2 separate regions of the Homo sapiens genome follow, and region 2 is linked to region 1. Evidence: read pairs that join two places in POLR2A ChIA-PET (ENCODE). Cell type or tissue: GM12878. All regions are shown on one strand. Each heading gives the region's core, and the rest is flanking DNA. Links, peaks and the distances in the headings are about the cores only.

Region 1 (16,105 bases), core at 2,729-10,728:
ACGTGGAGTGAAGGGAGGATGCCTGTTCTGGGATCTGAAATGATATGAACATCTGCAGGTCTATGAGAGATCTCATTATCCCTGTATCTCAAGGGCAGGAACCATACTATCACCTGCTTCCTCACTTCCCTTAGTGTATGTGCAAACTGAAAAACAGTGAAAGAATTGAACACGGTCAATGAGAATGCTGCTATCTGTTTAGAGCAGGACTCTTAAAACAGTGCAAACCATGGCAGGGGTAATGAACTCCGTACGCATGTTTAGAATAGGAAAAAGCACACAGTGTCAGAGCCAGAGGAAGCCTTAGGAATTATTTGATATGAGAGAAAACGAAGGCCCACCACACTGTTTTTAAGTGCATGCTGGTTTCATAGTAAAAAAAAAAAAAAAAAAAAGCAAAAACAAACAAACCACAAAAAACACAAAGCAAAACCAAAAAACAGGCTATTATTGGTAATGAATAAAATAGTGTTTAACATTCTATTTCTGGTAAAGCATAGAAATCATTTTAGGTGGTTTGCACAAACAGGGAGAGCAACAGAGAGGAAAAGGGAAAAGGAGGGTAGAGGATGACACTAGAGTCTCTGGGCCCACTAAATACAGCCCATTTGCTACATGAGCCTCTCAAGGGGTTGATTTAAATATTGAGAACACATGAGAAGGAAAATGTGACGTTGCCAAAGGGTTCTGCTCTGGGAGCTACAGGTAGTTCATTTCTAAGCCTTGAGGTTTGTACAGAAATACTTATGTGATGCATAGCTCTTTAGAGATTTTTCTGGCTCTCACACAGTCCTATGAGGTGGGTGATGGGGGAGGATCAGGGAGGCTGATTTATTCCTGTTGTAAAGAGCACAGGTTTGGAGTCTGAGGTTCAGGTTCAGCTGGCTTTGTGGCTTTCCACTGGTAAACCCCAGGCAGGTTATGAAGGAGTCCCAGGCACGACTGGAACTCAGGGCTCTTCGGCACCAGGGTAGGGCTGTGTTTCCCTTGCCTTCTCCTTTTCCTCCTGACTGGGCCACGGGTTTTCTTAGGTCAGCTCTGTCCTGTGAATTCCTTGATGTTGGGAGCTCCGTCTTATTTTTCTCTGGTTTTGCCTGGTGACGTGCTAAGTAGGTTAACAGAGAAATTGTACAACCTGAAGAACATCCTCCAAATTATTAATTTTTAATCTGCCTCATTTAGGATGCTCTTATATTTGTAACCAGAAATCAAAGACCATGTTCTTCAGCTGATTACTCATCATCACTCAGCTGACTTCTTCCAAGGGCAATTCCTTCTCTGTTTTCTTCCTTTCACAGTGATTTATTATATACCTGTAAGTGCTGTGCACCCGTGATGGTGGCCCAGGCTATGAGTTCCAATCTAGTCTGCAGTATTCCACCTAAATTCACCTGATCAAACCATGCCACATCCCGAAATAAAACTCCTCAGTAGCTTCTCCACTGGGAAAGTTAAAGCCCAAGCTTCATGACAAAACAAAGTCAACAGGCCATTGACACCAGGACTGCTAGGGGAGCTGAAGTGGGGAAAAAGTTGGAGATGGGGCAAGGGCAGGTCGTGGAGACCCGGGTGTGCCAGGCTAAGCAAGGATATGGTCTTGAGAGCAAACGAGTCTGTAAAGAAAGGAGTTGGCCTAATAATCTTGAAATACTCCATATGCTGCACACTATGGGATTTGATCCATGTTAAAAGCTTAACATCATTATACTCAGGACAACTGCCATGGGTCGAGTTGTTACTACAGTCCCACTTTCTGCAAACTTCAATTCAGTTGTTCCATTGCAGCATTGTGATGGGTGCTGGAAAACACCAAAGGGATACGTGACATGATTCCAGTCTTCTAGCAACATACAATCATGGCAATTATAAGGTCTGCCATTATTGCTTTAAATATTGATTTATTTGAAATGTATTTATTGCATACTGTATGGCTTTGGGTTGTAATCATATTATCATTGATGCTGAAGTCAGACAATAGGGATTCAAATCCTAAGTATGACACTTACTGTGTGACTTTAAGCAAGTCACTGATGCCCTGTTTTCGCATTTGTAAAGTGGGGATGGTAAATATCCCCCAAGAGGCAATGCCTGTAAAGAGCACAGGAGAGTTCTGGGCCCTTGACAAGCACTCAGAAATTGCTTTCTTGCATTATTCTGTTATGATGTATGGTGTTGGAGGTGACAGAATGTCAGGCAGACATGGTTGACATCATCAAAGGACAGCAAGTAATGAATGAATGACTATACAGAACAATTCCTATTGAAATTGGCGCTGCAAAAGAATTGGCAATGTTCTAGACATCGCTCTAGAGAACAATGAGGCAGATTCTACTTCAGTAAGAATGGGGTGGCATGGGGGAAGCCCTTTCAGGAAAGGTGATATTTAATCTCCCATTTGACCGATGAGAAGAGTTGGCCACTGGAAATGCCAGGGAGAGAGATTCCCAGCTGAGGGACCAGCAAGCAACAAGCCTTTGAGGCAGGAGGAAGCTTGGCATGTTCTAGGAACCAGCAGAGGCTAAATGTGCCTGGGGCTTCGTGAGCAGAAGGCCAAGGTAGCAGGAGATGAAGCTGGGAAGGACGCAGGGACAGATCGTGCTGGGCCTTGTGGGCCCCAGTCAGGAGTTTGGATGTTATTTCAAGTGGGAGAGTCAAAGAAGCAAAGTGACATGATGTGATTTGCATGGCTTTGCTTAATGTGTGCAAATGGTCAAGCTGATGTCTTCCAGGCCCTCTGAATGAAGTAGTGGGTGTGCAGTTTTCAAAAGGAGAAGGCAAAACTGCAAGCCCTGGCAGTCAATGGGGATATACTTATTGGGAATGAAAATTTCTTCATTTGTGGAAATATTACAAAGAAATAAGAACCTGCCCTTGGGAGCACCTGGCAAACATTCTCACTTCTGAAGGGCAGACACACAGCCATGGTTGGCTGCTTTTGGCAGGGCATAAATTAATTCTAAGTGCATGCACAGGGAGAATCTAGTTTGCTATTTAGTATGCCAGGCCCTGAGCTGGGCTAAGGACACAAAGATAAACCAGACACAGAGAGTGCCCTGCACTTAAGGAGCTCACTCCTCTGCTGTAGGAGACTGACTTATGGCAGATCATTAGCATGTGGCAGGAAAGGTGGCCGCATGGAGGGGAGTAGCTGAAAGATAATATGTTGGCACAGAGAAGGGAGAAGCCTGTTCTCTGGGGAACACAGGAAAGGCATGACAAAGAGGTAATGAAGGAAGGTCACCTCCTCTGGGCATCTCTCACCTCCATTTATCTGGGCAAATGGCTTTGCCCTCTGTTCCATTTCCTCAGAGTCTAGTTTTCTTCCCAGGTGAGAAAGTGCTAATTTGAGACACTGACCCATGTTGTGAAGGAAAATGGGCTCTGAGAATATCATGTCTTCTCCCTCCCAAATGGAAAATTTCAGTCTGAATTGGGGCTACTTATAGGGGAAGTTCTTAGCTGAAAGATGAAAAAATTTTACTATTGAGAATTTTTTATGTATAGTCAAAAAATAGTCATGAAAGGTAAGATGAAAAGATGTTATCAGACATAAATGCTTCTTACAAATGTTGCTTTTACATTCACATAGCATAATTTATCAGGAATACATTTATTAATCTCATGTATCATTTGCATACCATTAATTAGCCAACATTTATTGAGTGCTTGTTATAGATTAGGCATTGTGCTGATTGTGGGGGTTCCAACACAAATCAGACATCATCTCCACCCTTGAGGACCTCACAGTTCTAGGGTTAATCAGATAAATAAACATGTCGTGTTGAAGAGGAAGTCAGCACATTCTGTATGTCCCTTAAAACTAAGACCAACAAATCCAGATTGCCAGCAGATGGATTTCAACTCAGCATTAAGAACAATCGTCCAACAGTTGAGCTGGTCAAGAGTCGAGAGAATGTTGCTACCTCCATACAGGCTCCCTTCTCCCAAGATGGGAAGCATAAGGCAAATGTCAGCTCCTGGTAGAGCTGGACCTTGTGGAGGAGCCTCTAGGAGGAAACCATCAGCAGCACATGAAGGGAAGCCCAGTGGCCACTGGCCTTGCAGTCCTGTGATTCTCAGATTTGATGACATCTATTCTGAATAGCTGCTGTGCTGGAGAAATTTCACCTGCAAACCCAGCCAAGCCAAGACCAAGCCTTGGTATAGGCAAGAAGAAGACTCCTTGACATTCAGAAGATGAGGTTGGGTGACCCTTAAATGAAAGATGGGCAGGTACTTACAGCCCTGGGACGCTTTGGGGCTTGCTGGACACCTTTGCCCCATGAAGATCTTCATGCATGGGTGAGATACACCCATAAATTTGGGGAATCCTTTAAGGATCTGATGAAACATGAACCCAGCTAGAAGCCACATGGCTCATACATATCATTCATATATGTATGAGAGTACAATGAATGCAGAATAGAGACATGCCTAGGGAGGTCTTGGCAGAAAGCCCTACTGTAGCTTCTGAATATGCCTTGGGGATCAAGCTCAGGACTTTGCTATCAATCAGAAGGTTTCCCATGATTAGCTTCTACTTCTCTACCCTGTTTTGCACTTTCCCTCTGCTCCCACCCACCCTTTATGCTCTGCCCATAAGGAAGTGCTGCCTGTGTCCTACCTCCACCCAATCCACTAAGAAGGAGCTCCTTCAGGGCAGGGAGCAAGTTCATGCATCTTTGCCACTCTCACAGTACCTGGAATAGCAATGGACAGAATGAGCATCAAAAAATGTTTACATTTTTTGCAAAGACAGGTCTCATCTTGTCTTTTAGCTATGGGTAGGGTTGTGGATGGGAAATGCATTTTTTGAGGTGGTTCATTTCACTATTTTACCACTGAGGATCACACTGTCTGTTGAAATCAGAGATGACCTACATTTCCTCTTAATGGACTGGGGGCTGTGTAGTAGCACTGGGCCTTTCCTCTAATGGGGAGAGTAACCACTGCTATTTACTGCAGTCGTGGTGCCATGAACCCAAGTACCTAAGCCATTCCCATAACGGCTGTGTTGCTCACAAGCTCCTTGGGAAAAGGGTTCCCAGGATGGAAATCCTTAGGAGTTCAGAGGTGCCTGGAATTCAGGGAAGATCCTTCCCTGGACTGAATGGAGCAACAGTTTTCTGGGGTTCTTTTGCTGGAAGTAAATGCTGAAATCACTTTTTTTTTTTTTTTTTTTTTTTGAGACAGAATCTCGCTCTGTCGCCCAGGCTGGAGTGCAGTGGTGCGATCTCGGCTCACTGCAAGCTCCGCCTCCCGGGTTGATGCCATTCTCCTGCCTCAGCCTCCTGAGTAGCTGGGACTACAGGCGTCTGCCACCACGCCCGGCTAATTTTTTGGATTTTTAGTAGAGACTGGGTTTCACCGTGTTAGCCAGGATGGTCTCGATCTCCTGACCTCGTGATCCGCCCACCTTGGCCTCCCAAAGTGCTGGGATTACAGGCATGAGCCACTGCACCAGGCCTGAAATCACATTTTAATGGATGCAATGGCCACACGTATGAACTGATTAAGATTTTGCTCTCTCAAAACAACACCAAGGAAGCCATTGCTTTACAAAGTCTCGTGTTGAATGAATCCAGTGGATGTTTCAAGAGGGCTTTAGAGACCCCATTACCTGATGGCAAACTTCAGCCACAAGTTGGTTTAGGACCCAACTCTGCCACTTAGTAGTTGTGTGGTTTGGGACAATGCCTGTGCTTTGTGAACTGCAAAGTGGCCTCACCCCCAGCTTCTGCATCAGGTGGTGGTGAGGCCTCCAGGAGGTGCTATGCAAAGTGCCCAGACCTGGAGGTGGTCACGGATGGGCACAGGTGCTGTGCTGTCTCCCTCCTCCACCCCCTCCCCCCTCACTTCACCACACAGGTCTAAAAGAGAGTTTCATTGAAACTCTGGGTTAAGAAAGGGATTCTTACGTATTGAAGGTTTAACGAGGATTCTTTGTGATAATGTAAGTCCTTTTTCAGCATGTGAGAAGTCATTTCAATATTAATAGCAGTTCACTTTTGCGTGTGTGTTTCACAGTTTACAAGGTGCTTTCCTAATTCTCAATTAATTTACTCTTCAGGGTAATTCGCTGAGAAACAGATGGAAGAAGGTGGGGCCGGGGGAGGCACGTGGGGACTAAGGGACTCTCTTACATGTTGCAGGGAGCTGGCACTCAGCCTTAGGAAGGTCTCTGCCATCAGACAGTGTTTTGGAATCGGGGCATCTCTAGTTCAAGACCTTAGCCCACTTTTGCTTATTTGTGTGTTCCTTAGAATTCAAATCCTCCCAATCACCTTTCCTCATTTGTAAAATTGCTGTATTATGAGGATTTAAAAAGTATGTCAATTCATTTCTTTAGTTCCAGAGAAATTTAAGTTGTTGATTAACCAAATAATGCATATAAAGCATCCAGTACCTAGGAGCACTCAATAAATGAGAGCTGGTTTTACTTTTTGCTTTATTGAGCCCCTAGAAGTTTCAGACACTCTGCTTTATATCTGAGCTCTGCTCAGTAAATGGTTACCTCCCCATTTTCCAAAAAAAAAAAAAAAAAAAAGAGGCTGAGACTTAATCAACATCACCAGCTAGTGATAGCTGTGATTGCAATCAAGTAAAGTACTTTTCCTCCATAGTCAAAAGTTTTTCATTGATAAAAATGTAATTTAGAATTGGAAAAAGGTTTTTGAGACTATCAAATCTAACTCAATAGGGAAACTGAGGTCCAGGAAAGGGAATGGCTTGTGCAAGGTCACAGGTGCGTTAACATATGCCAGAGGCTAGAATCATATGACTCCTTCCCCAGTTCTCATCAAAGATACGTGATTCTGTTCTGCTGGGGTGCTTTTGGTTACATGCTTTTCTTCTAGGTTCTGGGTCATTGAAGGCCTTAACCAAACAAGGAAAGTCACGTTTGTTAGCTATGTAAGCGGTGTCTTCCATGGATATGGCTATCCTATATCCATAGCAATGAGATATTTATAGCATTTAAAAAGTATATCTCAAAGGTGCTGCAGATCACATCTGAGGCAGGAAAAGCAAAAGCTCCAATACATATTGAAGGTTTTCACAAGGTATGTCATCATCTCATTGCAATTTTAATCAATGTCAAAAGTAAAAGTGTCAGAAAAATTCTATCCTCTAAAACATTTCAATGGTAGATTAGTAAATGGTAGGTAGAGGCCAAGGTCCCAGCTGGCCTTTCCTCATTAGGGGATGGTTCATGTGAGTTTTTGGGATGGGCACAGGATACAGTTGAGTGATCCAGGGCATCTATCCAGACAGAGGGGCAGGAGGAGCACAGCTTTATACATTGCTGCTTGGATTTGCTTTGTGTGAACAAAAGCTAAGGGGAGTGTGAACTTAAATCAAATGCTAGGATTGCTGAGGAGGAACCTACTAAAGTCAAATGTTTTAGGTTTCTTTTTTTTTGAGGTGGAATCTCACCCTGTCGCCTAGGCTAGAGAGGAGTAGTGCCATCTCGGCTCACTGCAACCTCTGCCTCTTGGGTTCACGCAATTCTCCTGCTTTAGCCTCTCGAGTAGCTGGGACTACAGTCACGTGTGCCATCATGCCTGGCTAATTTTTGTCTATTTTTTTTAGCAGAGAGAAGGTTTCACCATGTTGGCCAGGCTGGTCTCGATCAAATGACCCACCGGCCTTAGCTTCCCAAAGTGTTGGGATTACACATGTGAACCACCGCACCTGGCCAAATGTTTTAGGTTTCTTCTAATGTTTTTCAAATGTGCTTCTTGAATAGTGCAGTTGCTTTGGCTCTATGACCATTAAGAATCTTACAGAGACAACCTCACAGCTGGAGACTAGTTGGTGGCCATTTCCACCATGGACATGTGAAAGTGAATATAAAGCATTACTTCTCATCCCTGGCTGCACCTTGTAATTACCTAGAGAGCTTTTAAAAAGAACACTGATGCCTGGGATCTAGAAAAAATATTTGAATATAATTGGTCTGGGATGGAACCAAGCTATCATTATTACTATTGTTTTTCCTCAAGTTCCTAGGAGTTTATTATGTACATCTATCGTTGGGAACTATGCCCTATAACAAATAAGAATCAACTAGATATAAGGTAAAGGGGTGCCCTAGAGGAGATATTGTTTATAAGAAGACAGTAGTATCCTCCCAGCCAGTGGCTGGAATTAGGAAATTAAGTAATGTCTGACCAGGGTTGGTATGGCATTCAAAGCCTTCCACAGCCTGATTGTCACCCGCATTTTCAGGCTCACTTACTGCCAGTCACCCCTACATCTTGCGATGCAATTACATAGGAGTATTCAATGCACTCCAAACATGATCCACATTTGTGTCATATCAACTCTATGCTCCCAACCTAAGACCTCTGGCTACACAGCTTTGCACAGTGAGCACTTATTCACTTTATGAAGCAGATGTCAACAATCCTAGAAGCCCAAATTGCTAAGAGAGTAAATTTCAAATGTTTTCACCACAAAAAATGTGAAGTATTTGGGGTAATGGGTATGTTAACTAGCTTGATTTAATGATTCCACATTTATTTCATGAATCCTGACAGTGCTGTGTACCCTAGAAATTGATAAAATTATAAACTGCCAATCTGTGATTTTTTTTAAAAAAGAAAAACGAAATCTCAGGCCAGCGTCAACCTCTCTCTGAGACACTCTCCTGGTAACTGGCTTACACTTCAGAGAATGTGGTTGATGTTGAGTTGGTACCCTGGTCTCTTGTCCCTTGATTCAGTATTCCAAGTCTCATCTGCCCTGTGGCCTATTCCACAGTAGGCGCTTAATAAATGCACATTAAAGGAATGAATGCAAACAACATAGCTGTCATCTCTGAGGATGAACTATTTTTTTTCCTAATATGTTTTCCCATACTCCAATTACACACGCTATGAGCCTTTCAGTCCTTGAATGTTCTGGCTCGGAGGGCTCTTTGTCTCCTCTCACAGATGGGAAACTGAGCTTCTGAGAGGAGATATGCTTCTTCAACAACATCTCGATGGAATTGGAAAGAGGAATGTTAGACGTTTTCCTAGTTTTCATCGTTTTTCTTCCATTCCATGAAGTGTCCTCCTCCAGTGGAGCTCCTGACCATCACCTGTCCACAGGAGCGTGGTGCGCAATGTGCTCTTGCAGTGTGGATGCTGCAAGTGATCTAGGATGTTAATGAGCCCAGCTCACTTCTGTCCACCCCCAGGGCTTCAACTTCTACCCCACACCCAGACCTGCTGCATTCAGAGGTCTAGCATTGTCTTTGTTCACATAGCCAACTGCCTACAGGGCACCTTCCCTGCCATTTTCCATAGAGCCCTTAAATGCCAGAAAGGGACTCATCATCTTCTTTTTAAATTCTTTCTCCTCATTCCCTATCTCAGGAAATGAGACAGAAACATAGGAGTCATTCTAAGGCCTTCCATTTCCCTCACTGCCAACATCTAATTACTCACCAGGTCTTGCTGCTGCCACTTCAGAACCACTTTTTTTTTTTTTTTTTTTTCCCCAATTAGGGACCTGGTGCCATCATCTGGCTTCTTACAGCCTGGATCAATCTTTCTATTTGGGGATGCTTGTTATTTTTCCAATAAAGAGACTTTCAAAAAGTCAAAAAAGTGTGCCTCTTGCCTGGATTCACAGATGATTTTGAAAAGGATAATTACCTCTTCCATCTTCAGCTATGATTCTATTTTGGAATCCTCTTCCTCTAATTAAAAAAAACAACAACAACTCCTAATGCTATTTGAGTCTGAGTCATTTGTGCAGTGAAATCACCAAAGCTGCACAAATAAACGTGAAATGCAGGACTCAGGCTCCCCTGGCCTCCCCCTGGGATTGGACATCCCCACAAGATGCAGATAGTAGTTCTTGTGGCACACTTTCCAGATCCAGACCCAAGGCAAACAAAGTATGCTGCATTTTGGGGCAATTTTTCCCCCAAGCTTCTCTTTCAAATGCTTAGAATAGCTTCTGGCATTCAATAAATGTATATTTTTCCTCCCTGCATGTATTCTCCAGGGATTTAAAAATATGCATAAATACTGCTTACGATATGACTAATGCCCTAAGGCCATGAGCAGTGCCCAACTTTCACTCTAGTGAGCATGCAGAGATGTCACCTCATCTTCTTCAATTTCATTAGTCATCAAGGCGTCATAAAAGCTAGAGTTGGGAAGCCCGTAGGGACCACCAAGCATGACCCCTATTTATGCATGGGGAAATGGAGGTCACACACCTCATCAACATCAGTTATAAAGGGCACTGACTTTCAGAAACACACAACACATTAAATCTAGACCTTCCCCCTGGAAGAGCTAACCACAGACTGTTACATGTGGCATCAGTGAAGTCGCAGTTACTTTGGAAGCACCTAAATGCGTTCTGAATTGCCAGTCATGCTGCATATATGAGAGAGAGAAAGAACTGGTCTTGTTAGTTCAAAAGGAGGGGTCGGATCTCCATCAGATCCACATGAAGGGCAGAGAAGAATGAGTCAGAGGCAGGCCCAGGTTCAGCAAAGGCCCAGAGTTTAGGAAGAAAAAAATTGTTGGGAGGAGACTGCATTGTAATGCTTCTATGCTCTTTTCGTATTCAGTTGACTTCAACAACATATTTTTTGATACCCAAAACCATCAGGTGCTGTGCAGGGCATGAAATGGATCATATGTAATCACAAACGGTTGCAGCTTTGAGGGGCTCATAGATGATCAAGTAATCCTAGCACAAAATGGCCATCTTATAATGGAACTCACTGTGCGGTGCTGTAGAGGCAGAGGAGGGGCACTACTCCAGTCGGGGATATTCTGGAAGACGTCACAGTGGGTGACACTTGACTTGGGCACTGAAGGATGAGTAGAGTTTACCAGATGCCCAAGAAGGGAGAGGGTAGTTCAGGAAAAGGAAAGGTTTGTCCAAGGGCACAGGAGGGCAATGTGGTCCAGCATATCCCTGGAGTGTAAACAGTAGGTTTGAGGCAGGAGTGGGCGGTGCTAAGAGGTGAGACTGGGATGAGATGGTGCAGGAACTTAGACACTGGACATTGTCATGAACTAATTAAGAGGCAACACCAACACTGCCTCAGCAGAGGATGCTCCCCCTGTGTCTTATTGGAGTCGCCATGTTTGCTTGTCTCTTCTGCCCACAGCCTTCCTCCATGGGCATTATCATTCAGTTGCTTCCCAGAAAGCTGGGGATCATTTGGATTCATGTTTTCTCATCTTCTTTCATCCAACTCATCCCTAGGTCCTGTCCATCTCCCTCCCAAGTCTACCCCTATTTATCCACCTCTCTCAGGCACTGCTACCCCTTCATAGTCAGAACCACTACCACCTCTTGCTTAGCTGCAATCATCCCCCAGTGAATTTTCTTGCTTCCATTTATAGCTCTCCTGGTTTTGTCTGCTTGCACAGCAGACAGTGGTATCTTCAAAAATGCACTTCTGATCAGGTCACCATGCCACTTTTATTAAGGTAACTTAGTGGCTTCTGGGTAAATAACTTTCAAACCCCTTCCTGTAGTCTGCAAGGTCTTGCCTTACTGACTGCTTTGGGTCATTCCACCACCCCAGCCTCCTCCCACCACTGAATGCCCCTCATCCTCGCTCATTCTTCACTCTGACAGTCCTTCCCCACCTTAGGATAGTCACACATGTTATTTTCTCTGCCATGCATGGTCTTCTCATGCTCTCATGTGGATCTCAGACCTCAGAACATGTTACCACTCAGAAAGTCCTGCCTGACACCACCCTTCTGTCCTACCAGTCTATTTTGCAGTGTCCATTTCTTGACAGCACTTATCACATTGTACACTAGTGTTTTTTAAACAATTTATTCTCAATTCCTAGTACAATGCTTGATGCCCAATAGTTGCTCAATAAGTATTTCTGGAATGTGTGAATTGATCATATACCTTGCTGTGTCAGGCAGGGTTCTTTAGAGAGACAGAGCTAATAGGATATATATATATACCCATATATATATATACCCATATATATACACCCATATATATATACACCCATATATATATACACCCATATATATACACCCATATATACACCCATATATATATGCCCATATATATATACCCATATATATATTCCCATATATATATACCCATATATATATTCCCATATATATACCCATATATATATTCCCATATATATACCCATATGTATATTCCCATATATATATACCCATATGTATATTCCCATATATATACCCATACGTATATTCCCATATATATACCCATACGTATATTCCCATATATATATACCCATACGTATATTCCCATATATATATACCCATACGTATATTCCCATATATATATACCCATATGTATATTCCCATATATATATACCCATATGTATATTCCCATATATATACCCATATGTATATTCCCATATATATACCCATATGTATATTCCCATATATATATATACCCATATGTATATTCCCATATATATATACCCATATATATATTCCCATATATATATACCCATATATATATTCCCATATATATATACCCATATATATATTCCCATATATATATTCCCATATATATATTCCCATATATATATATTCCCATATATATATTCCCATATATATATATTCCCATATATATATTCCCATATATATATATTCCCATATATATATTCCCATATATATATATTCCCATATATATATATTCCCATATATATATTCCATATATATATTCCTATATATATATATTCCCATATATATCTATATATATTCCCATATATATCTATATATATATATTCCCATATATATCTATATATTCCCATATATATCTATATATATATTCCCATATATATCTATATATATATATTCCCATATATATACACGGGAGTTAATTATTAACTTACATGATCACAAGGTCCTGCAATAGGCTGTTTGCAAGCTGAGGAGCAAGGAAAGCCAGGCCGAGTCCCAAAATTGAAGAACTTGAGGGCAGGAAGCATCCAGAATGGGGGAGAAAGACGTAGGCTGGGAGGCTAGTCCAGTCTCTCGTTTTCACGTTTTTCTGCCTGTCTTATATTCGATGGCAGCTGATTAGATTGAGCCCACCAGATTAAGGGTGGATCTGCCTTCCCAAGCACACTGACTCACATGTTAATCTCTTTTGGCAACACCCTCACAGACACACCCAGGATCAATATTTTGTATCTGTCAATCCAGTCAAGTTGACACTCGGTATTAACCATCACACTTTCTAAAGGCAGATTTTGGTGGTCATGATTTATGGCATGCAACCTACGTGACAAGGTCTGAGCTAAGAGAAGTAGAGGTAGCTGGAAGGAATAGATTTGAAAGATATTCCATTGGCAGAATTGACATGGTGCCAATAGATGTGAATGATGAAGAGAAGGGAGTTGAAGATGGTGCTGTTTTCTGCTTGAACCACCAAATGATGGGCCTTTCTATAAGTTGAGCTCTTGAATGAGGGATGAGTGTTATTGGAGTGGAGAGAATTGACCTGCATGTTCCACAACTCCCCCATACACGCCATTCCCCTCACCCAGGCAGGCTGCCCGTCCAGCTCTCACTCTCCCTCCAACAATTCAGCAATGCCCACCTCTAAAGCTCAGGCTATTCTCCAATTCAGATCGTCCCTGCACATTTTGACTGATTGACAGCTGCTTCATCTCTCAAGATTTATTTGATGTTCTCTTTTCTGCAGGAATTTCCCTTAAGCCCAGCCCTCTGACCAAGTGTTGCCCCAGGACTCTCATGTCATTTAGAAACAGGGACCATGGAGACATGTAGGTACATTCTATATACCATGCATGGTGTATAGAATTTCAAGACTTGGCCAGGTGTGGTGGTGCATGCCTGTAATCCCAGCTACTTGGAAGGCTGAGGTGGGAGAATTGCTCAAACCTGGGAGCGGAGGTTGCAGTGAACCAAGATGTCACCACTGCACGCCAGTCTGGGTGACTGAGTGAGAATGTCTTAAAAAAAAAAAAAAGAATTTCAAGACTTGATCAATCATTTGTATATTTGTGTGTTGTAATAGAGACAAACTGTTTTGAGAAAACTCTTGGATTTTCCTTTTGGATAGACATTTGACCCCATTTTGCACAAAACACATGATCCTCTATTCTCCTAAATGTCTTGGATAGAGTTATGAGTTTTCACAAATGAATGGAAACCCTACTATTTGCTTGTTTGGGCTTCTCCTTCAATCCATGACATAAAGCAATGGCATTTGAGGCAGTGAATTGAACCTTAATCCTTGACTGCTTTATCAAAAGCCTGGATAATGGAAGTGATATTTATGAGGACTTGTTTGAAGGGCATGCTGTTTATCCCTTCCTCTAGTTGTGCTAATTTTTATTCCTGCATCAAGCTGTGCACTTGGACCATATGTTCTTAGTCCCCAGCAGAATTTTCATGCATTTTAATGTTATTTCCTTGGCTTACATCCAGAGATATTATACATAATGGCTTTATGAAAACTATTACTGTGTGGGATGTCTTTGAGGTAGTGTGCGTTAGGTCCTTGCTCCAGCTTCCTTCTAGATGAAGCCTAGAGCAAGGGCCAGGAAAGACTTTGCTTCCTCTGAGGAGCTGGGACACTTTTTACTTTGTGGTAACAAGACTGACTGTATCTTGGTTTTTGGATTGATCATAGGAAGCGCAGAGCCAAATGTACAGGTGAGTTGTAGCAACCATGAAAGCCTCTATGGTTTGCACAAAGGGAATGAGTAGAGTTAACAGAGTGGAAGCACCTGTGGACATTGCTAGCCCCACAGAAAGGGAGTGGGGAGAATAGCAGAGACATCAATCATTTAATAGGCTGAGAGTTCTTGCTGCTGGCATTCTCCAATCCCCCAACCTGGACAGCTTTCTATTTTGATTCTCACCTGCTTTATGACTGTGGCAAGTAATCAACCTTTTCCTGACTTTGGCTTCTTGTAAAGTGAGGGCTTACATGAGAGGCTGTCCAATTGGAGGTTAATTAGAGGCCATCTCAGAGCGTGTCTTGATGATGCCTTCCTTCCCAGGTCCTTGGCCCCTACCCTTCCTTATTCTCACTCCCACCTCTGCCTATTCTGAGATAACACCAGGTGCTTCTCCACACAGGTGAGTCCTGTCTACTGCAGGCGTTCTGAAACTTAGCTACACAGTAGAATGATCTGGGGAGATTTAAAACAGTCCAATGTCCCAGCTGGCATCCTTTACAGAATAAATTAGTCTCTGAAGTGGGACCCTGGCACCTTTATTTTTTACGGTTCCCCGGATGAGGCCATTGTGAAGCTGCATTGGAGAACCTGTACTTTTGCAACTTTACTGTCCCTTTGAATTGCCTGGGGATCTTTTAAGTGCAGATTCTGACTCAGTGGGTTTGAAGAGAGGCCTGAGAGTTTACATTTTTAAAAAACTTTTAGATGATGTGATGTTGTTGGTTCCTGTGTCACACTCTGAGTGGCAAGGTGAAGACACATATTTGGTGGATAATGCAAAAAAGGAAGGACACCTGACTCAGTCCCGCTGGAGCCCAGGGGAGGGGGAACCAGCATGCTGAAATGAGCACAGCCATGATCTGCATTCTGCTTCACTGAGCTATTGACAAAGTTAAGTTCAGTGTGAGGCCCGGAGTTTTGGGGGAACCATGAAGCCAAGCATATTCTGTAACCAATGAGGCTGAGAGCACCTTAGAAACACATTCACTTTTCCAACTTCAGAATCTAAATCATCATAGGTGTTTGCTAAATGAGTAAAGAGATGCGGAACAGGCACTCTCTTCTTTGAGGGCAGAAAAGGACCCACTTTATTGCTATAGTGTGACTTGAGACAAGGATTCTGTCTCAGGGTGTTTCATGAAGAAAAGATAAGGCGTGGTATTAGATTCAGGGTCAGGCTCCAGCCCAAGCTGAGGTCCAAAGGGAGTGGGTGACTGAATGGCAGATAGCTGAAAGAACACTTGGGGGTGCCGTAGGTAGGTGAAATACAGCTTTATTCAGCAGCTCTCTCATCAGCAGTTCTCTTACCCTGTCTGCTCTGTCTCGGCTACTTGCTCTGGTCACTCCCATGCACAGTTGTGCAGCTGGCTCTCCCTTTAGGGTCAGCAGCTTAACTCTCTCTCTGGACATTAGTGCTCATGA
Region 2 (16,105 bases), core at 5,090-13,089, 60 kb before region 1:
TGGAGAAGCTGTTCCCTGAAGGGGCAAACTTACCAGAGGAAGCAGGTGGACCTGAATGCCACAAGGGGTGGATTAGGAAAGATTGTGCTGTTCAGCCTGAATCCCTTCTCCAAGGCCAACATGCCAAGTGCCTAGCTGCTGAAAATACCAACCACTGCCGCTGGTTCACAGCCCGCCTCACTAGGAGTTGCCCTTGGCTGTAGGGAGGGAATGGCCTTAATCAAGGTTTCATCCCCTTTAGAGGGTAGCTCCTGTCATGGCCAACTGATGCAGAGATACAAAGCTGTAGGCTCTGTGCCTCAAGCTGGGATCTGGAGAAGGGCAGTCGTGGCTCCAGAGCCCCCTAGAGGGCCAGTGAGGGCTCAGCGAGGACTCAGTGGCAGCTGCATTGTTGCTTGGTTTCCCCCTCTTCCCAGACCTGCTTCTTCATTTCCTTTGAGGTGTACCTTCAAGAAGCATTGCTCTGTAGTGTGACTCTCTGCCTCAAAGTCTGATTCCAGGGATCTTGATCTGGGACAGATGGTTGTTAGCATGTTACTTGGCACCAGCAGGTACTCAAGGAATGTTAGTTTTCTTCTGTTATGGCCTTAACCTACTCTTAGAGACTGTATCAGGAAAGAATTTCTAATGGCTTTCACCTTTTTTTTTTTTTTTTTTTTGAGACAGAGTCTCGCTCTGTGGCCAGGCTGAGTGCAGTGGTGTGATCTCGGCTCACTGCAACCTCCGCCTCTCAGGCTCAAGTGATTCTTCTGCCTCAGACTCCCGAGTAGCTGGGACTACAGGCACACGCCACCACACCTGGCTAATTTTTGTATTTTTAGTAGAGATGGGGTTTCACCATGTTGACCAGGATGGTCTCGATCTCCTGACCTTGTGATCCACCTGCCTCAGCCTCCCAAAATGCTGGGATTACAGGCCTGAGAAACCGTGCCCGGCCAGCTTTCACCTTTTATTTGTAGTGTCTATTTGGTAGCAATGGTCCCTGTCATTCAGTTTCAAAGGGAGTTGACTTCCTAACTTAAATTCATCTTTTCCTGCTTGAAGTGAACCCTTATTTCTCCCATCCTGCACTCTCCTTTTTTACACCCATGCACACACACACACACACCTCTTACATCGACTACAGCAATCAACCAACAAACATCAACTGTAGAAGAAGAGTATAATTGTTTCAATTTGTGTTTCTGAATAAAGTGGTTTCTAGATAAAGTTTGCATTTGACATAAGATTGTCCTTAGAATTTTTTTCTCTCAAACTAATTTAGAGGAGTGGAAAGAGATGGGATGAGAGTTACACTTAAGTTGCAAATACCTTTTCTGTAGTGCTGGGACAAAAATAAATCCATGAAGTTCATGGGTTAATAAAACATCTTGGCAGGGCATGGAGGCTCACACCTATAATCCTAGTACTTTGGGAGGCTGAGGTGGGCGATCATGTGGAGTCAGGAGTTCGAGATCAGCCTGGCCAACATATAGTGAAACCCTGTCTCTATTAAAAAAATACAAAAATTAGCTGGGCGTGGTGACACATGCCTGTAGTCTCAGCTACTAGGGAGGCTGAGGCAGGAGAATTGCTTGAACCCAGGAGGTGGAAGTTGCAGTGACCCGAGATTGCACCACTGCACTGCAGCCTGGGTGACAGAGCAAGACTCTGCCTCTCAAAAAAAAAAAAAAAAATCTTGCAACTGATTTTAATTCACTCTTGATTCTAAATTTCATCTCTCCTTTTTTTTTTTCTGTCTGCTTACTCAAAGGGATGTTTTGCAAATTGTAGAACCTTCAGATTGACATCAGTAAACAAACAACAACAGTTTATGCTACTTTGATATTTCGAAATACAAATTAAATGCTCTGTTTATCTGTCAGCATTGAATCCAGTCATACTAATTATCCTCTGGGAATTCGATAGTTTTAAAACCCTTTTACCGTCAGAATCCAGAGATAAAGGTGGGGATAAAAGGAGAGAAGGCAACTTGCTTAGTATCTTTTGCTACCAAACACCTCCAGTGACAGCACCATTTACTCTTTACCTCAGCATTGACAGAGGCAGAGTTGGTCTCCTGGAAATGAATTTTGCTGCAGTTGCTGCTATTACTATTGTTACCGTGGGGTCGCTCCTGTTCCTGTAAATGCTGAAAGCTACTCTGGATTCGTAGCCCAAAGCGAACTTCCTTCTACACACACTCACTCTGGTTCCACCACAGCTGTGCTGGTGCAGATGTGAATCATCTTTGCAAACAAACTGAAGATTATTTCAAGAGTTAGTCTAATGAGTAGTGAATGTGGGCTGATTACTGTATTTGCAAAGAAACTTATTTTTTCCAACATCGTGCTAAAGAACAGACTGGTACTTCCCATAGGCTTATAAAAGTAAGTAATCAACGTGTTTGTGTAAATATTTAATGATGTCCACATTCACATTCATGAATCAATGGGCGATCATAATTGCTTTTGTGGGATGTGATAGACACAAACTTAAACAAGAACCCACCATATCTTAGCAAGCTTTCTTATGGAATGTAGAAAAAAATATGGTGATTAGAGAAACATTTCTACCATGTGAAAAAATCTTGCATAAATAATTTATACTTCGCTGGGCTTGGTGGCTCATGCCTGTAATCCCAGCACTTTGGGAGGCCAAGGTGGGCGGATCACTTGAGGTCAGGAGTTCAAGACCAGCCTGGCCAACATGGCAAAACCGCATCTCTACTAAAAATATCAAAATTAGCAGGGCATGGTGGTGTACACCTGTAACACTAGCACTAAGGAGGCTGAGGCAGGAGAATCACTTGAACTGGGAAGGTGGAGGTTGCAGTGAGCTGAGACTGCACCACTGCCCTCCAGCCTGGGCAACAGAGTGAGACTCTGTCTCAAAAAAGAATTTATATTTGGATACATTAAATTATATATTTATCTTTATTTGTAACATTTTCTTTGTGATTTAGTTTCATAAATCTAAGTTAGATCAACTTGACTTGCTGATTCTTCACCAGGTGCTGAATTTATTTGCTCACAACTTCACACTCATAGAACAGGCACTTCTTGATCCTTGGCTGTGTAATATGGTTCAAAGTTTAGAGTCACAGAGAGACCTGGCTTTGACTTCCAACAGTCCTGAGTTCAAATCAATTTCTCTGCTTGTTAGTTGTTTGACTTTGGACACATCAACTAAGTCTTTGTGCTTCACTTTCTTCACTTATAATATGGGGGTTATAGTCACCTAGCAGAGCTGCTGTGAGGATTAAATGATGCAGCAATTTCCGGTATATAGTAAGTTCTCAATAAGTGGTTGTTTCTTCCCGTTTCCTTTAGTGTACCTGGAAGCTTTTGTAATCCAGATGTGAAAGAGAACCATAACATTCCCTGAGAAACTTCTGGTTTATAGTAGTTTGGGAAAGCCAAACTTTATGTGAATAAGAGAGAGAGGAGGGGATACTGTGATATTTTTGGCCGGTGATTTCTAACATGTTGGCCAATTAATACTCCTTCAACCTGACATACTTTTTCTTGCCTTTAAATAGTCCATGTCCTACCACCTCCTCCACCAAGCTTTTCTTTTATGACTCAGACAGCCAACATTGCATAAAACTCATGCCCCTCCAAACTTCCATGCATCACTCTCCAAACATCACCATCTCCTATTACAGCTGTTTTCAGTCTTGGCTTATGGTCTTTACTGAAATTATGCTTCATGAGAACAGAGCTACTTCTGCTTCATCATTGCACCCAGAGGACCTGACGAGGGACCAAACATGGCAATTGTGTGGGGCAGAGGGAAGTGTGGGTTTGGAGTTAGAAGACTTGAGTTGTGATTCCAGTTTTATTGGTTGCTGTGTGATGTCAGGCAAGTCCTATACACTTTCTCAAACTATGTTTCTTCATCTATAAAATGGTTATAATAATCCTACTGGTTATAATTTTTTGTAAACTTCCTCAAATCCTATTCCAAAGGAGGTACAATAGAAATAAAATGAATGAAATGGTTCCTACTGTATCTTCATTATGACACTATTGGACACTATAGGAGATTATGGTTGTGGAAATATATTTGATAAGAAATGCAGTACACATGCTATTTAGGGTTATTAGGAACTCATTAAATATTTCCTGAATCAATGTGTAATGGAAATAAGATTTCTTTTACCTGCTGGGTGCGGTGGCTCACTCCTGTAATCCCAGCACTTTGGGAGGTCGAGGCAGGAGGATCACAAGGTCAAGAGGTCGAGACCATCCTGGCCAACATGGGGAAACCCTGTCTCTACTAAAAATACAAAAATTAGCTGGTTATGGTGGCATGTGCCTGTAATCTCAGCTACTTGGGAGGCTGAGGCAGGAGAATCACTTGAACCCAGAAGGTGGAGGTTGCAGTGAGCCGGGATTGTGCCACTGCACTTCAGCCTGGCGATACAGCGAGACTCTGTTTAAAAAAAAAATAAAATGGATCTTTTTTACCTTTTTATTTTATCAGCCTAAAAAGGAGGGTGATGGATTGACAACACACTTGGAGGGAGAGGAGAGTGACTCTTGGTAGAAGAAGACAGCTGTCAAGGGAAGGTAGCAGTGTCTGACACATGGTGTGTGTTGAGGAAGTATGTATTGAATATGCTGAATGAGTAAACAGCATAGTGATTGGGAAAGTATCCTGCAACACCAACCAATGTTGAGACAGAAAAGGCAGCCAATGCAAATCATTGATGAGGCACTGATGAGGGACTCCTTCCCGACTCTGACATTCCCTATCCTCCTGCATTATTTCTCTAGAGTATACTTTGCATCTACTTATGTGTTCATGTCTTTGTTTATTTATCTGATTAGTTAGTTTGATGTCCATCTCCCTTACTAGGTGATAAGCCCTAGGAGGGCAGTAATTTTTGTCTATTTTGTTCACTCCTGAGTCCACCAGGTGCTCCAAAAATACTTTTAGAATAAATGATTGACTGATTCTTTTGTATTCCTTAGGTAAGGAAGATTTTCAAGAACCTCTTGGGGAACTGTGCAGTTATAGTATATTTCAAATGTCCATCTGCTCATTAAGATGGAAGAATAAATAATCATTGAGAAAGAGACTTACAACCAGATAAAACCTTTTGTTGGAACAAACTTGTGAATTTAGGCTGATAATATTAAAAAGTCCAGAACATAAAACGTTTGGGGCTGTACATTAAACACTCTACACTAAAGTCATATGCAGGTTGACATAAGGTCACAGACAAGAGCAGGGATGTCTTGCAGGTTGTCTATGGAGAGATGGGGAGACCAAGAACCGAGGTGTGAGTCCTGATTCCATCCCTCACTAGTTATGTGCTCTTAGCCAATTTTTAAGTTTCTGAGCCTCAGTTTTCTTATCTGAAAAGGAAGTATAATATCTCCTTTATGGGATTGTGTTAGTCTGTTCTCATGCGGCTAATAAAGACATACCCAAGACCGGGTAATTGATAAAGAAAAGAGGTTTAATTGACTCACAGTTCCACATGGCTGGGGAAGCCTCACAATCATAGCAGAAGGCAAAGGAGGAGCAAAGTCATGTCTTACATGGTGGCAGGCAAGAGAAAGAACATGTGCAGGGTAACTCCCCGTTATAAAACCATCAGATCTCATGAGACTTGTTCACTATCACGAGAACAGCATGGGAAAGACCCACCCTCATGATTCAATTACCTCCCACTTGGTCCCTCCCATGACACACGGGAATTATGAGAGCTACAATTTGAGATTTGGGTGGGGACACAGCCAAACATTATCAAGGAATTTTCATAGTTAAGTAATATTATTTATATTTGTACCTATATGTATCACAGCACATCCTTAAAATATAATAAAGTTATTGTTGTTATTTTATAAAGCAAAGCTTTATAAACATATATCATTATAAAGTCAAATGATATATGTTGAGTCAAAAAACTTGGCTCATTTTCCCAGTTCTGCCACTAAATAGCTGTGTGGCTTGGATCATAATATTCAGAGCTAAGCTTTGTTGAACTCTTACTATGTGCCAGGTTCTGAACTCAGGGCTTTCATGCATTGTCTCATTCAATTGTCATAAATGCTCTGAGTTGGTGGTTATTTCCCTTCTGCAGATAAAGTAAATGAGGCTCAGGGAGAGTAAGAAAATTTCCAAGATCTGTCTACTAAGAGCTGGATGTTGGTCTGGTTCCCAACCTGGAGCTCATAAGCACAGCGCTCTACTCCCTCTAGTTCACCTCTCTTGGCTTCACTTTCTCTTTGTTTAACATGAAAGGAGATGGAATTAGCTTACCAGTAAGACTTTAAAAAAAACACTAGCTCTTCTGTGAACTAATAAGGTATAGACACCAATAACTGAGGCCGACAAAAATTTCTTTCCATCCATATTTTTTTTTTCCAGCACAACTCCAGGTGCAAAGTAGACGCTCAAACATTGCTAATTGAATTAAACTAAACAAATATGTAAAATCATGCAATCCTGCCACAGACACTTACCCATTACTAGCTAGATGTGTGCTTCTCAAATCTGAATTCACGGCCTCAAAATCCCAAGGAGTTATGGATTCCAGTGAGAAACAGTGACCCGGGCCATTCTGGGATGGTTGCCCTTTGAAAATCCCCTCTACAGGCATGCATTGAACACTACTCCATGCCAGGTCCTGGGCTGGGCTTCAGGGATACAGTGATGGGAAAGAGCAATCCCTGCAGCAAGAGCTCCCATGGCGTGTGCTTGACATGTAACTGACACAGTGCACTTGGGTGGGCCTAATGTAAAGGAAAAGAATGGGGCTTGGGGATTACAAGGGAGGGTCGTCTAAGTGAGAGTTGATAATGCAGAGGGTGAGAAAAAGCTTCTCAAAAGCCTAAACACAAACAACCAAGCCAAACCCCAGCATTGGTGAAATGCCAGTTGGAGTCAGGAAAAAGGAAGGAATTATAGGCTATTTTAAAGGGATAGCCCTGATAATTTTGAACCCACAGCTGCAGTGACTGTTCTTGCTTTAACAAGCAGATAAGTCATCTGAATTCAACAGGGACCAGAGTTTTTGAATTTTTTTCTTAATTTGTTTTATGGTTTTAGCTTCTTTTTCTTGAATTCTATTCACACTTTTCATTGGCTGAGCCACACATCCTTTCTTTGTAATTGTTGAAAGGATTCTTTTGGCCTTGAATATAATGATTATAAATTTATAGAACTCAAATTACTTGCATTTTCCCATATGAGAATGATTTCGCTCAGCCATTATCTCCTCTAAGAGGGCTTCCTCCAGCCCTTGCCCCCTGTGGTTAGTTGTGTTCCCTTCTGAATGTGTATTCACCATCACAGTTCTCATGAAGGATTGTAATTGTCTATCTCTCTGTGTTACCCACTACACTGAACTCAAGGAGTATTTGCTGAACCAAAGTAATCCACACTCCTAGGTGTACTAGTTTCCTAGGCACAAACTGGTCGGCTGAGAACAATCTAAGTCCATCTCTCATTTCTGGAGGCTGGACATCCAAAATCAAGGTGCCAGCAGTGCCATGCTCCCGCTGAGACTCTGGGGAGACTCCTCCCTTGCCTCCTTTTAGTTTTTGGTGGTTTGCTGCAATCTTTGGTGCTCCTTGGCATGCCAATGCATCACACATGGCCTTCTGTCTTCCAATGCATCACACATAGCCTTCTGTCTTCACGGGGCCGTCTTCTTCCTGTGTCTCTCCCCATCACTTTCCCTCTGCATGTCTGTGTCTGTGTCCATATTTCCCTTTTTCATGTAAGGACACCAGTCACTTGGATTAGGGCCCACCCTAATTGACTTTATCTTGGTTAAATCTGCAAAGACCCTGTTTCCGAATAACGTCAATTTCTAAGGTACTGGGGGGTTTGGACTTGAACGTATCTTATTTTGGGGGGATATCATTCAACCCATAACAGCAGGCTAGGGATGGATTATGGGATTAGCAAGAAGGTTAGAATTGCAGGGGACTGCAATGGACATGAGGTGGGGGCTTCTTGAGGTCCTCACCTGAGCAGGGAAGGGTCTGGGAAGAGAGACTTTAACTAGAGGCTGAGCCCCACCTTCTGAGGATGTGATGCAGAGGTTCTGCCTCAAATCCTGCCGGAGCATTGCTTTACAATTAATTCTGGAGCCCTGCCTGCAGCTCCAGTTTGTTAAATAGGACTCTGATACCCACTCAGAGGGTTAGAGTCTGTTCCTGCCTTCCATGGTCCATTCTGTACCTGAAAGTCTGAGGCAGCTGCTCTCTGACTTCAAGCATTCATACCAGATCACCTCTTGATAATGCTGGATCAGTTCAGATCAAGCCTGACTTCACACTGATGCTGTGGCCTCCCTATAGCAGTACATATAATAATATGGTTTCCTTAGGTTGAGAACCTAATAGATACATTTCCATTAGATACATCATTTTTGATCCTCACAACAGCCCCATGTGGGGGCTGAACTAGGGTGGGGTAGATACCATCTCCTTGGAATAGGAGAAAGAATGGCAGTCCAGTGAGTTTATATTGCCTTGTACCAGGGCACTGGCTAAGAAGTGGTGAGGCAGGAGCTTGGCCCCTGGTGTAGGTGACTCCACAGGCTTCGTGTTCCATCTGCCCTGGCCTGGGGGACAGCTCTAGGAAGGTTTTGATTCATATTCCTCTTGATACCTGAATAAATTATCCTTTTAAATGGCTACCCACCTCCCTTTAACTTTTGTCTTCTGGCTTCTCAGGCCAAAAGACAGGGGTGACCAGACTGAGACAGCTGGCTGAAGGAACACCGGTCTCTGCCGACACTGCCTATGTCTCTGGGTCTGAACTGTCTGCTGAGTGTGTGGGGGCTCTGAGATGTTCCTGTTCTCCACAGAGGGCCTCTGGCTTTCAAAGCTGTGGGGGATTTATCATGCTTCAAGGTAATTGGAAGATGGACCTTCCAGAACCCCCTCGAGTTAGTCCCTTCTACCTCCTATGAGACCCTCATCATAAATGGTGCCATGAAGGTCTCCTACTGCATGTGACCTCGAAATAAACCAAAGCAGTGGCTTGACAGGTGCATGTCCTTGCAGGCAGAATTCATTCAAGGGGGAGAGCCACAGAGGAGTCACTTTGGAGTCTCTGGGTTTGCAGTGGCCCCTCTGACTTCTTACCACCCACCCTGAGAGGCATGCAGGCTGGTGAAGCATGGACCACGCCAGCTGTTTCTGTCAGCTGAGCCACAGAAGGGAACCACAGGGCCCTGAGGGTGACTTGGCCAACCACAGGGGGCCGGCAGCAGGAGGGGCCGTGGGGACAGCAGGATTTGGGTTTCCGCTTTCTCACAGGCAGACTCAATTGATGGCCTTGGGGTCCTGCCGAGCAGGGGTGACTCAGCTTCCTTTGTGTGCATGGTCGCCTCGCTGAAGAGAGGGGGGCCCTTGACAACCCGGGGCTCCTTCTGCCTCTTCTCACTCCACTTCCTGCTCGAGAAAACCTCTGGTAATTTTTCCAGTCCCTGTTTACCTTAAAACTTGTCGGAAAAAACAAGTTCGCACTTCAGATTTCTACAGCATTTGACACTTTACAAAACGCTTTCTTACACACTGGTTCATCCAATGTTCACACCAACTCTGTGTGATTGTGAGGAGGCTATTGTCATCACAGATGAAACACACAAGGAAAGTGAGACCCAGCCAGGGTAGGAGATTTGTCCAAGGCCACAGGGCTTGTTGGTGGAGGGTTGACTCTGCTGGGAGCTTGAGTCCAGGATCCTAGGATACTCATCCAGGACCTTTGTACACTTTCTTGGGAATGCCTCAATATATTGCTCTTTCCCTGTGCTCATCACATGTTCTAAAAGCACTTTGTTGATTGAGTGACTGATCATAATCTTCATCCATGTCAGATGGATGCTTAGGGATTGAAAAGACATGAGCTTTAGAGACGCAATTCAGTTTCGAGCTATACTAAGACCCTTATTAGCTATGTGACGTTAGATACAGCACACATTCCCTGAGCTGCAGTTTCCTCTGAAGAAGGAGGCTAATAATGCTTAATTTCAAGGCAGTTCTGAGATTTATATGAAATGATACGTGTCAAAGGCCGGCTCAGTACTTGCTACACAGAAGGTGCATGCAATTCAAAGCTCTGTCATCATCCTCACCATCATACTTAGCTTCCAAAATTCAAGAGAGTTGAACTAAATCTCACAGATAGTTTCTTTATACATGGAACAATACCTTTACTTAGTAAGATTTAAAAATTTCTAGACATGAATGCACAAAATAAAGTCAAATATGGTCCTGGTTGATTTAGCCACTATAATTAAAAAAAAGAAGAAGAATAATACCGCATACGTGAATGTCCACATTCAGCTCTCCACATACTCTGTATGAAGGCTTTTCATCATTTCTGTAGACCTGTTTTGTATGGCTAACATTCCTTGCCTTCTTAACAGAGTAGAGCACACATCCACTGCTTTGGGGGATTCTCTGTGTTTCTTACTCTTCATTGGACCATTTGACTTTCTTTATCCCTTCCTCTTGCTTGCAAAGGGTTACAGGGACACTCATCAAGGTGGGGAAGGGACAGTAGGTCTGATTAATTCCAGACTCTAACATGATGCTCATATTTTGGGTAAATGCATAAGCAGTCAGGAAGATCCTTCTTTAAAAAAATACTCTTCCTTTCTTCCACCAACTGGATGTCTTCTGTGTGATAACAAATTATCTTTGAAGTTGAATATATGTCCAGGAAAGATTGAAACTATTGGTGTTGCTATCTTAAATTTCAAACTCCTTGCTGTTAGAAATTATGTTGTAATCATTATCATGTGCCTGTAGCCAGGTTCCCACTAGATTCTCAATGAATGGCTCTTGAACAAGCATGATTCATTCATTCATTCATATAACAAAAATATAGTATGAATGAACCACAGAAGTTCTGCAGATGCTTAAGATTGTATACTACTTTAAGGAGCTCCATTCTGGGGATGAATATCAATGCTTACGGAGGAGAGACTGGATGGAGACCAGGAGGTCAGGCAGGGAGGGGCACTGGCATGAATAAGGAGGCACTGGGTTCAAGGGGGAGACTGTGCATGTGCCAGGTGTATTCAGTGTGTCTTCGCTGGGTGCTGACCATGGGGTATGAGAGGTAGACCTGCCACCTCGAACAGCCCAGAGCAGAAAGCAAGAGGAGTAAGTCCACCTTGGAGGGGCTAGCAGAGTGCTGTGGGAGAGTGAGTGGGGCAGGTGACAAGGACAGTTCTGAGCATTCTAGACAAATTACTGGTTACTCAGGACAATTGCAATCCACACTCACATTTGGGAAACAGATGGACAAGATTAAAAACTGCAGAGAACCAGGGGATATGGAGAGCCTACCCACTAATAGGGACCTTGAATGCATTGCAGTCATTGCTGGGCTGAGTATGAAGGGTGGAAACACTTCTAGGGAGGGGATGTTTACTTTTGTGGTTTGGGAACTTGTCCCAGAGGCCCCTGCCCTGTCTCTTGGTGAAGAGGATTTAAATCATTAAAAATATTGTATGATTTTCTTCACAGAATTCCACTTTCATGAGGAGTGGGAGAATGTGTTTGAAGTCATACCCATTATTTATTATTTAGTGGTTTACTCTTCATTCATTTAATACAGTTCATTGAGCCTCTATCCTATGCTGGTCTTGAGCTGGGGGTTGGAGGTGAAAGATGGACTAAAGTCTGTCCCTGCACTTTAAGGATCTTTCAGTCTAGTGGAAGAGAGTGACTCATAAGTAATTATAAAGCACTGTGGAGAGTATAGAAGGGCAGATACATAAAGAAGGACAGAGAAGGGAGTGGTTAATTAGAATATTGGCTGTCAGGGAAGCTTTACAGAAGATGTACCGGGATATAAAGGATGAATAGGAATTTTCAGGTTGGGAAGGAGAAAGTAGCACTTTAGGTAGTGAAAGTGTCATGAATAATTGCACAAGGGCAGGCAAGTGCATGGCTTGGGAAAGAATGATTAGAGCAGTATAACTGGAGTGCTGTTGCCAGATAACATACAGGAGGCCCAGTGGGATTCGGATCTCAGATAGATGATGAATATGTTTGGCATGTCCCAAGTATTGCATGAAAAATGCTTACATTAAAGACATTATTTTCAGTTTATGCAAATGTAGATTTAAACCTGGTGTTCTGTATTTTTATTTGCTAAATCTGCCAACCATAGACTAGAACATAAAGCAGGTGAGACCACATCATATAGTTCTCCAAAAGTTCTTTAAAAGTGAGAGAGTTTCAACTTCAATCTTGTGGAGTGGCCTTAGGAGGTTTTTAAACAGAGAAGTGATATAGTCAAATTTCTGTTTTATAAATATTACTCTGGCTCCATGGAGGATGATTTAGAAAGGGGGGCCCTGGAGGCAAGATCATTAACTAAAAAGAGAGGAAAGGGATTCTGAATAAGAGCATCAACTGAGGGATTTTCAGGGCACAGGCTTGACATATTTTAGAGGTAGGACCCACGAGGACTTGCTGAGCAGGAGAGCATGAGGGGTGATGTTTGTGCTGCCAATCCTTTCTAATTATGGCTATAATATATTTGTCCTTGAAAGCTTATGACCTTCTGAACGTTCACTGCCAATAAAGATGTTGGAGAGAGAGTCCTCTGGAGACCAGGAATTCTTTGCCATTAAGCACATAGCTCAGCTCTCCATTTCTTTAAAACACATACTCTGGCTAAACTCTGAGCTAGATAATCACATCTTGATTAAGTGGCTGCGTCCATGCTGGGTACAGGTGGAAACACTTAGTGCTATAATGTTAGACGGGTCTATAAAAAAGAATGCCTTCCATACGTTCTTGGGAGAGATTTATTTTTCAAAAGAAAGTGTATATTTTGGAAGGGAAGAGGCGTTGTTTATTTCTGGGATTAAATACATCTCCAGGGTCATAGAATATATTTGGGTTCTTTAGATATGTTGCAAAGAATTCACAGAATCCTGGTAGAGAGACCCCTTGGTTACTCTCATCCTGTTCCAGTGAGGGAAGCTCAGCCCAGAGAATAGTTGTGACCTGCTCCAGGTGGCCGAACTTGGATTAGAGTAGTGGATTCATGATGCCCAGTTAAAGTGCAATGTGAATTGCACAATTCTTAGGCTTTGTCTAAACATTTAGAGTCTGGAAACACAGTGCCATTCTTTTTCTCTGTAACTACCAAGTTACAAAGAATTTCTGTAACTACCAAGTTACAAGGAATTTATCCTTGAGATGTTTCCATTTGAACTGAAGTATTGATACAAGTTGCTTTTAAAAAAGGGATTTCATGAAATTGTGTTATTTGGAAAGCACTACATCTTTATTCCCCTTGACAGTCCTCTTGCAATACATTGACACAGCCTAACTTCTGAAGGTTTTCAAAGTTTTTAGAGCATGGAACAAGAAATGTTTATATAAATAGGAAATAATGGCTATTTGTTGAATGCATTTTCAGTTGTGGGATTTAGACATTTTGGCTAAGGCGAGCTTTCCTTTTAATAGATCAACTTTCAGGGCCAAGTTGTGTTTAAAAGAATAAAGTGAAAAGTATTGTATTTACATTTCAAGAACAAAATGTCTCTCCTTCTTAGAAGTTTTAGGAATACTGCCTGGGGCCACCGCCTGCCTTTGCTGCATTAATTCCAGGGAGAGCAGACCACAGTGACTCCTTCCCTCATTAGGGTTTAAGAGATTTGTTTCCTATAAAAGACTCAGCAAAATCCCTCCCTCCTCTCCTAAACAATGAAATACTACAACCAAACAGCTCCTGAGCTTTGTGTTATCCACTCCACATTCAATCCTCATGGCCAGTTTGATTTTGTTTTTAATATTCTGATTCACTGGGTATCTTTTACATCTTATGCACAGCACCTCCCAGCCCTTTCCAGAAGGAAAGGGTGAAAGAAGAGAGGGGTCAGGTTTCTAGAGGGAGGTGGTCATGGGGCCAATTTTTCACTGGCATCACTTCAAAACCACCCATGTTTTCCTGACATTGCCCTAGTCCCTTCAAAGAGATTTAACGCATCACTCGTCCCTGCTAATGAAGATGGAAAGTATTGTAAACAATAAATGCTAGTCACCAAGTGAGGTCTTGAGACAATAAGGACCCTCAGATGACTCTTAGGGATGGTACAGAACACACTCTAAATAAACCCATCCACGGCATATTAGGCCTTTGCCAGCATCATCCCACACACCTGCCTCTGCCAGGTTCCCCTGTTATAACCCACCCATTTATTCAGCAGTCTTTCCTGAGTACTTGCCATGTACCAAGCAGTGTTCTAGGCACTGGAGATATAGAAATGAATGAGACATTCAAGCAGTAGCCAAATATTTCTCACCCAGGGATCTACGGATACCCAGGGACCCCAAATTCTTAGCTATGAATTCTATGAGAATTTAAAAAATTCTTCTTTTCTTTTGACGGTGATCTAAAAAATTTACATAAAATATGGTCTGGATCGATTGGATGGTTATCGTTACACAGTCCTGCTGCAAGACCTTGATGTCTGGGTTGACCTCTGTGTTCTGGGTCCTATCAGAGCCAATGATTGATAACCTGACTGTTAATCTCCAGTGCACTGTCCATCAGGTTGGGGGTTAGTGGACATATTCTTGAGCTCTGCCGATGTTCCCTTTCTTTGAACAAGTTGCCTATGTCCTCAAATTTAAGAAGCCCTGGTATAGTATTGGCACAGAAGGATTTGTAGTCTCTTGTAGCCACCACATTGTTCCCAAACTGTGGTCATACTGGTCTTGAGGGAGTCAGAAAAATGGTCTCCCAAGGATGCCTGTAACCTAATACCTGGAATCTATGTCACATGACATATTTGCAGGTGGAAATAAGGAGATTAGCCTGGATTATCTGGATGGGCTCAACATAATTATATAAACCCTTAAGAATAGATGAGGGGTATATACCCCAAAGAGTTAGAAACAGATACTCCAATACACGTTCATACCTGCACTAATCACAATAGCCAAAAGGTGAGAACAACCCAAATGTCCATTGACAGATGATTTCATAAATGAAATGCAGTCTACACAAGCAATGGAAAATGATTCAGCCACAAAAAGGTCTGAAGTACTGATACGCACCATGGCCCGGATGAACCTCTCAAACAATACGCTAAGTGAAAGAAACCAGACATAGAAGACCACACATTGTGTAATCCCATTGATATGAAATCTGTAGAACAGGTAAATCCATAGAATCAGAAAGTAGATTGGTGGCTGCTACGGGCTTGGGAGAGGAGGGAATGGTGGTTTTATTGCTTAATGGGTCAGGGGTTTTACTTAGAAGTGATGAAAATGTGATTTGCACAACATCGTGGATGTAGTAAATGTCCCTGAATTGTTCACTTTACAGTGGTTAATTTTATGTTATGTGAATTTCACTTCAATAGAAAAAGAAAGAATGGAAGAGATACAAAGAGGTGTCGGTCAGGGAGATGCAGCAATAGAAGCAGCGGCAGGACACATCCCAAGTGTGAGAGGGACTCACCCCTTTGCTGCTGACTCTGAAGATAGACAAAGGGTCCAAGCCAAGGAATGCAGGTGGCCTCTAGAAACTGGGAAAGGGTCTCAGCTGACAACCGTTAATCAAATGAGGACCTTAGCCCAGAACCAGAGGGAACTGAATTTTACCAACAACCTGAATGAGAGAGAAAACACATTCAAACAGGATGGAATGCAGTCCTCAGACACCTTGCTGTTAGCCCAGTGAGACCTGTACCAGACCTCTGACAAAAGAGTAAGACGATCATACATTTGTGCTGTTGTAAGTCACTAAATCAGCTATCTTTTTTTACAGCAGTGATAGAAAATAAATAAGGACTCCTACCTAGAGTTTTCTTTTCTCTCCCGTTCATCAGGCAAGCCCATTCTCTGCATGCTCTGACCAGGCACCTGCGCTCTGAGGGCTTCAGTGGAGTGGCCAGGCTTGGCTGGGGACCCGCCCTCTGTGCTCCCGAAGCCCTGGTGTTTATTTCTGTAACTACACCTAACACATGGTATGCAGCCTGTTGACTTACTTGCTGTTCTCCCTACATTGCACTGGGAGTTCCTGAGGTTATCACCTCCTCGCTATTACTGTCAACACCCTGTCCACATCCTTTGGTCTTAGTCCAGATGACTTTCTGTCATTGGCAAGCTAGTTG

What was found. Peaks named below come from ENCODE experiments on the same cell type or tissue, not always from the same donor. Only the 100,000 strongest peaks of a DNase experiment are listed, where the experiment ranks them.
Region 2: POLR2A ChIA-PET joins it to region 1 with 6 read pairs; 6 of 35 experiments call an interaction of 5 or more read pairs at or near these places.

What each region holds. Positions count from the first base shown.
Region 1 is chr2:12,110,586-12,126,690 of GRCh38, forward strand. The region is part of intron 2 of MIR3681HG (MIR3681 host gene); the gene reads left to right. Among named protein-coding and RNA genes, the nearest start is that of MIR3681, 80 kb to the right of the region's middle. RefSeq lists a silencer at 10,224-10,424. In GM12878, for the core only: no CTCF peak of the experiment used is centred there; a DNase peak (open chromatin) is centred at 5,876.
Region 2 is chr2:12,048,408-12,064,512 of GRCh38, forward strand. All of the region lies in intron 2 of MIR3681HG (MIR3681 host gene), which reads left to right. Among named protein-coding and RNA genes, the nearest start is that of MIR3681HG, 49 kb to the left of the region's middle. In GM12878, for the core only: no CTCF peak of the experiment used is centred there; a DNase peak (open chromatin) is centred at 9,224; H3K27ac peaks cover 1,438 bases.